Linked DNA regions of Homo sapiens: region 1 is linked to region 2. Evidence: read pairs that join two places in POLR2A ChIA-PET (ENCODE). Cell type or tissue: GM12878. All regions are shown on one strand. Each heading gives the region's core, and the rest is flanking DNA. Links, peaks and the distances in the headings are about the cores only.

Region 1 (2,914 bases), core at 311-2,810, 150 kb before region 2:
CTGGGGGGGCACAGCTGCCAAGTTTGAAGCTGTCTTATCATTGATTCAACAAACACTGTTGCTTTCTTGTGATCAATATCACAACTCAGATCAAAAAATGCGATTTTCTACATAAAATAAAAACTCCACCCAAATTACTTGTTACCATATATGAACTATTTCTGTTCTGTTTTAAAGCCTATTTCAGTTCTGTTTATTTACTAGATCCTAATTCCTCTCACCCAGTAAAGGACATTGCTCCAATAGTTCCTGCTCCCTAGCCCAGTTTTTAACCCTTCACTAAATCATTTCCATCAGCCTACTACAATGCCATTATTTGTAGCATCTTTAATAAAATGAACAAAAAACCCTTTTTGACTACTTTCCCCTCTATCTACTGCCCAATTTTTTAATAGCTAAACTTCTTAATAGCCATCTGTAAATTCTGTCCTCAACTTTTCCTTTACCACTCTGTCTTGAACTGGCCCCAATAAGGCTTTTGCCCACATGACTCCACCAAAACTATTATCAAAGCCAGCAAGTGTCCTCCATGTTGATCATTCCAAGGGTCAATCCTGAGTCCTCATCTTACCTGACCAGCAGCATTTTATGACACGGATCATTCCCTCCTCCTGGTTGCACCCTCTACACTTGGTTGCCAGGACAGCATACCCTCTTGGTTTTCTTCTGTTTCTTCTCAGTATCTGGCTGATTTGGCCTTTACTGTCTAACCTCTCAGTGTTGGAATGCCCAGGCTCTGTCCTGAGCCTGTTTTTCTTCTCTCTCCACACTCACTTTCTTAAAAATCTCATCTGTTTCCTGGGCCATAAATGCCACCTCTAATCTGAAAACTCATAAATGTATTTCTCCAACTCAAGCCTCTCTCTTGAACTCCTGACTCACATATCTAACTATCTAGTCAACATCTCCACTCGAATATCTACTGGGTATCTCAAACTGAATAGATCTCATAGAGAATTCCAGATCTTACTTTTCTAACCTACCTCATCTGCAGCCTTCATGGTAACTGCATCCTTTCATCTGCTCAGGTCAAAAGTCTTAGAGTTAGCTATGAATCTTCTCTCTCTGCCACATCTCACATCCAGTCTGTCAAGAGTTCCTGTTGGGTTCTCCCTTCAAATATATGCAGTATCTGACCACCCACCACTTCCTTGGTTACTGCCCTGTTCTGAACCACCATCCTTTCTCACCTGGCCTAACCCAATAACCTCCTCCCTATCTCTCTTCCTCTAACTTAAACTCCATAGTCCATTCTCAAAACAGCAGCCAGAGTGAGCTTCATAAATGTAAGACAGCTGCTATCATTCATCTGTTCAAAGTCCTGCAATAACTTCCCATTTTACTCAGAACGAAAGTCAAAATTCTTACAAGAGGCTCAACATTGCCTCTTTTAAGAGTGAAGCGTGCTGAATGGCCACAGAGAAAAGGGTGACCGCAGCAGATGCAGGAGCCAAAGCAGAAGGTCAGGCAAGGGAGTAGGACAAGGCAGCAGGACAAGCAGAAGCAGCATCTGGGTAGAGTGAAGGCATCAGGCCAGCAGCAGCCCATGTGGGGGTGCCCAGCAGGGGACCTAGAGGCAGAAGCAGCAGACTGGAAGACAGGGAATGGGGGGTCCACATGAAGCAGCTATGGTGGGCATGGCAGGCAGAGAGGGTAAGCAGTGGCCGCCGTGTGAACAGTGGCTTAGGTGGAGCCCTGAGCCAAGCTCAGAGGATAGCAGCAGCCTGGTTGAAATCGAAGTGGTGGCCCAGAGCCAGGGGAAGCCCAGAGCAAAGCAAAGGAACATTACACACAGTGGCTTCTCTTGATTCATGACACTATGTAACAACCTCTAAAAACCCTGGAGAGGTGTCCATAGGAGAGAACCTTGAAAGAAGTCTAGAGTGGTACAGTTATTTGTGTGAGAGCTTTCAAACTAACGGGATTTCAGGCCTAAATATTAAGGTGATTTTATGCGTACCTACAAGCCAGGGAGTTATAGGGACATTCAGAGCTACATACTTGTTTATGACTGTCCTAAAAGAAACTGTCTCATACAGTAGCAAGGTCAAGATTTCTGAAAAACAAACACAGAGGCTAATCCTGTGGGTGATTGAATTACAAGGCAATTTGAATTTACAACCCCACAGGATCACTTTTGTTCAAGTACAACACTGATTGGGAAGAAGTGGGACTTTGGAAATTGGCATGAGGAGTCTATAGAAAGATTTGAATGAAGCTTGGTCATTGACCTCTATGTTCCGCCAAGGCTCCTTTGCTTGCCCTACTTCCCTGCCTGAGAAAGTCAGTCTCCCCTTGCATGAAGAACCTGGAAGAGTGACTTTGTAAGAGACAAATCCTCCTCAGGACCTATCCCTACTATCTCTCATTGTTTCTAGACCTACAACCAGATTTAAATCACAGCAGGCCTCAGGAGGTCAGTTACCAAGTGTGACCTATGAGAAGGAACTAAACACACCAAAAAAAAAGGTAAGATCTTACCAATTGTGATTGATAAAAATGTGTGGAGCATGTTTGGCATCCCAAGAGTGTTGGATCAGGGTGGAAGGAATTTAAAATAGGATCAGGCCGAATTTATTGTTATGGGTACATGAAGCAGAGATTCTTGATTTGATGTGTTAGCTCAAGAAACTGAAAGTGGCTTTAACCATTTCCATGGCTGTTCACTGAAACCTGGAACCGAAGGATAATTGGTCCTGGGGTAGCAAGGATCAACTGGCCCTGTTTAATTGCCAAAGACAGGATGGGTATGGTTGACACAATTGGTGGCGAAGCGAAGTAGTAACCAGAAACGATTGTCTTGCAGAGATCTTTGGTGTTAGCTAATTGCTCATGGTTGTCTCAAGTCTGAATTAGGTGGACAGTCTACTGAAGTCTCACTTTAGTATAGCAATTTAGTATCATTTGTATGTAG
Region 2 (2,914 bases), core at 158-2,657:
AGGCAATAGGAAAGAACTAAAAAACAAAACAGAAAACATGAATAGGTCTCAGATGATAAGACACTGGATTCACTAAACAAGAACAACATGCCTACAAAGGAAGCGAGAGAGAGAAGGAACAAATCGATAACAAGAAACGATGCTTGGAAATAATATGATAGCTGAAATAAAGTAGTGCATGAGAAGGCTGGAAGATGTAGTTCATTCTTCCAGCAAGTAAAAGAAAAATATAAAGAAATGTAAAGTAGAAGGGAAAATTAAGAAAGTTAGATGATCAACCCAGGAAGTACAAAATCTGCCTAAAGTTACAAAAAAGAGGACAAAAGGCATTGGAGGATAATAAATTATCAAAGTAATACTACAGGAAAATTTCCCTAGTAAATTATCAAAGTAATACTAGGGGAAAATTTCCCTGAACTACAAAACAAAACAAAACAAAAAACAGTAGTCTCTTGGTTGAATGAAAAAGAACCCATACTACTGAGTGAAATTTCAGACTATCTGGACAAGTCACTTAGCTATTTAATCGGTTATACCACGAGATACTTATGGAGGGTATTAGAACAATTAATGATAGTTTCATTAAAAGGTAAGCAAACAACTTTGGGAGGCCAAGGCAGGTGGATCACGAGGTGAGTTCAAGACCAGCCTGGCCAAGACGGTGAAACCCCATTTCTACTAAAATTAGCTGGGTGCGGTTGCAGGTGCCTGTAATCCCAGCTACTTGGGAGGCTGAGGCAGGAGAATCACCTGAACCCGGGTGGCAGAGGTTGCAGGGAGGCGAGATCGTGCCACTGCACTCCAGCCTGGGCAACAGAGTGAGACTGTCTCAAAAAAAAAAAAAAAAAAAAAAGTTAAGCAGACATTGTGTGTAAAATTTGTGACAGAATTTTTTTTTTTAAGCTAAGCAAGCCAGAAGCAATTCCAGTGCAAAGTGTGGTGTAAGAAAAATTAATTATAGTACAGTACTTGGCTCAATTGTAAACACTCTTCACATAGAGTTAATATAAACACTTGATTTTTGTATTTCAATTTTATATAGTAAATGTTTGGGGGGAATTATATGACTTGCTTTGAAACACAGTTGTTCACACAGTGATGTGAAGGAAACAACAGTGGACAAGGAAGACTCCCAGATCTGATTTTAGTTAGCTGTGGGACTTTGGCAAGTAATATCTTCCTAGGTACATTGTACATTGTATACATACAGTGTATAGAAACAATCCCAGATGGACCCATAGTGACAGAAATTTCTAGTGAAAAGTTTTTAACACCAATGATATTAACAATATCATTAATACTTGAAAGCTAGTTCAGATTAGTTTCTCCCCTCCTTTTTTTTTTTTTTTTTAACCTATTTTGTGCTTCAGTTTTCATACTTGGAATATGTGACTTAAACCAGATACTAATTTTAAATAGAAGGAGAAAAAAACTGTTTTCACTTCAGGTTTCTCACTGAGAGATGAGAACAACTAGTTCCTTCAATTTTGCTTTTAGCAATTTGGCCCTTGAAAAGGTCACTATAGATTTGCTTAGAGATTCTTTTTAAAAACATTTGGGGGTCTCCTGCAAACTTCTCATCTGTCAAAAGCTGCAAAATACATACTGAGTAGGAAAAGGTTAGTTACCTACTAAACCCTAAAGGACAGATACCGACAGCACCACACTTAAGATTGAATTGTAAATGCATTACCAGCAACTCACCTATTTATTTATGAATATTTCCAACACAAAATATCTTTCCTTTCTGTACTTTGACTTAGATAATTCTCTGCTTATAATACTAGCTGGTTTTGGTTTCTCTGTGGTGATCTATGGTGTGACTCTCATCTCCTCTGGAGAGAGCTCCTTATATAAGCTCTGTCACCTGAGGGCCACTGCTGGCATTCCAGTGAGTGAGCTAAGCTCTAGAAGCCAGACAAGTAGAATTATTTTTCCCACCGTAGAAGATACAGTACAAGTTCATGTATAGAAGAAGTTTATTATTTTCTCAAGTTTTGACCTAAGTATGAGAATTTGGAATCCAAAGTAGGCTATTCAGTTATTGAAGAGCAGATATTTTTCCAGTCTCTGCAGTATCTAAAACCTTGTTTCTCTTTCATTTGTCCCTTAACATATTAGAGATTTTTTTGTCATATTCTTAGAAACTAGACTTCCACAGGCAGTTTTATCAACTCAGATTACCACCCATGGGAAGGCTGAATTCAGCTTCTTTAACATGAATATCCAGGACCTGGACACTGTTAAGACTCCCATCTTGGCCAGGCATGGTGGCTCATGCCTGTAATCTCAGCACTTTAGGAGGCCAAGGTGGGTGGATTAGTTGAGGTCAGGAGTTCGAGACCAGCCTGACCAACATGGTGAAACCCATCTTTACTAAAAATACAAAAAATTAGATGGGCATGGTGGTGCATGCCTGTAATTCCAGCTACTCGGGAGGCTGAGACACGAGAATCGCTTGAACCCAGGAGGCGGAGGTTGCAGTGAGCTGAGATTGCACCACCGCACTCCAACCTGGGTGACGAATGACTCTTGTCTCAAAAAAAAAAACAAAAAACCTTTATTCAATAGAGAGTACAAAGGTGAACAAATGAGGACTTCTGAGCAGTGGCTGAGACAAGAAGTGAGAGTTTGCCAGAGGATCCCAGATTTGAAGGGAAGGTAAAATGTCATATACTGCTATAGAAGGTACTAGCAAATGAGTTCATGGCTTTAAAGTTCTTGGAACTGTGCCTGGTATCTTATAAGTACTCTTTATTACCCACTTTTACTTTTTAAATATTCAGCTGTTAATCTTTATTTTTTAATTTACCTTTGAGGTTCAGGGGGTACATGTGTAGGTTTATTATATAGGTAAACTGAGTCACAGATTACCTGCTGTACAGATAATTTCATCACCCAGGTAATAGGCATA

What was found. ChIA-PET counts read pairs that join two places held together with the same protein. Peaks named below come from ENCODE experiments on the same cell type or tissue, not always from the same donor. Only the 100,000 strongest peaks of a DNase experiment are listed, where the experiment ranks them.
Region 1: POLR2A ChIA-PET joins it to region 2 with 10 read pairs; 5 of 35 experiments call an interaction of 5 or more read pairs at or near these places.

What each region holds. Positions count from the first base shown.
Region 1 is chr5:131,223,378-131,226,291 of GRCh38, forward strand. LOC124901061 (a long non-coding RNA gene) reads right to left here and starts at 1,094. Exons shown (of 2, transcript XR_007058932.1): 1 at 984-1,094. It also overlaps a transcript of CDC42SE2 not described here. RefSeq lists enhancers at 1,034-1,093, 1,454-1,553. In GM12878, for the core only: no CTCF peak of the experiment used is centred there; a DNase peak (open chromatin) is centred at 1,274; H3K4me3 peaks cover 1,651 bases; H3K27ac peaks cover 2,375 bases.
Region 2 is chr5:131,373,698-131,376,611 of GRCh38, forward strand. All of the region lies in intron 3 of CDC42SE2 (CDC42 small effector 2), which reads left to right. Among named protein-coding and RNA genes, the nearest start is that of CDC42SE2, 110 kb to the left of the region's middle. RefSeq lists a silencer at 1,862-1,911. In GM12878, for the core only: no CTCF peak of the experiment used is centred there; no DNase peak of the experiment used is centred there; H3K4me3 peaks cover 925 bases; H3K27ac peaks cover 2,500 bases.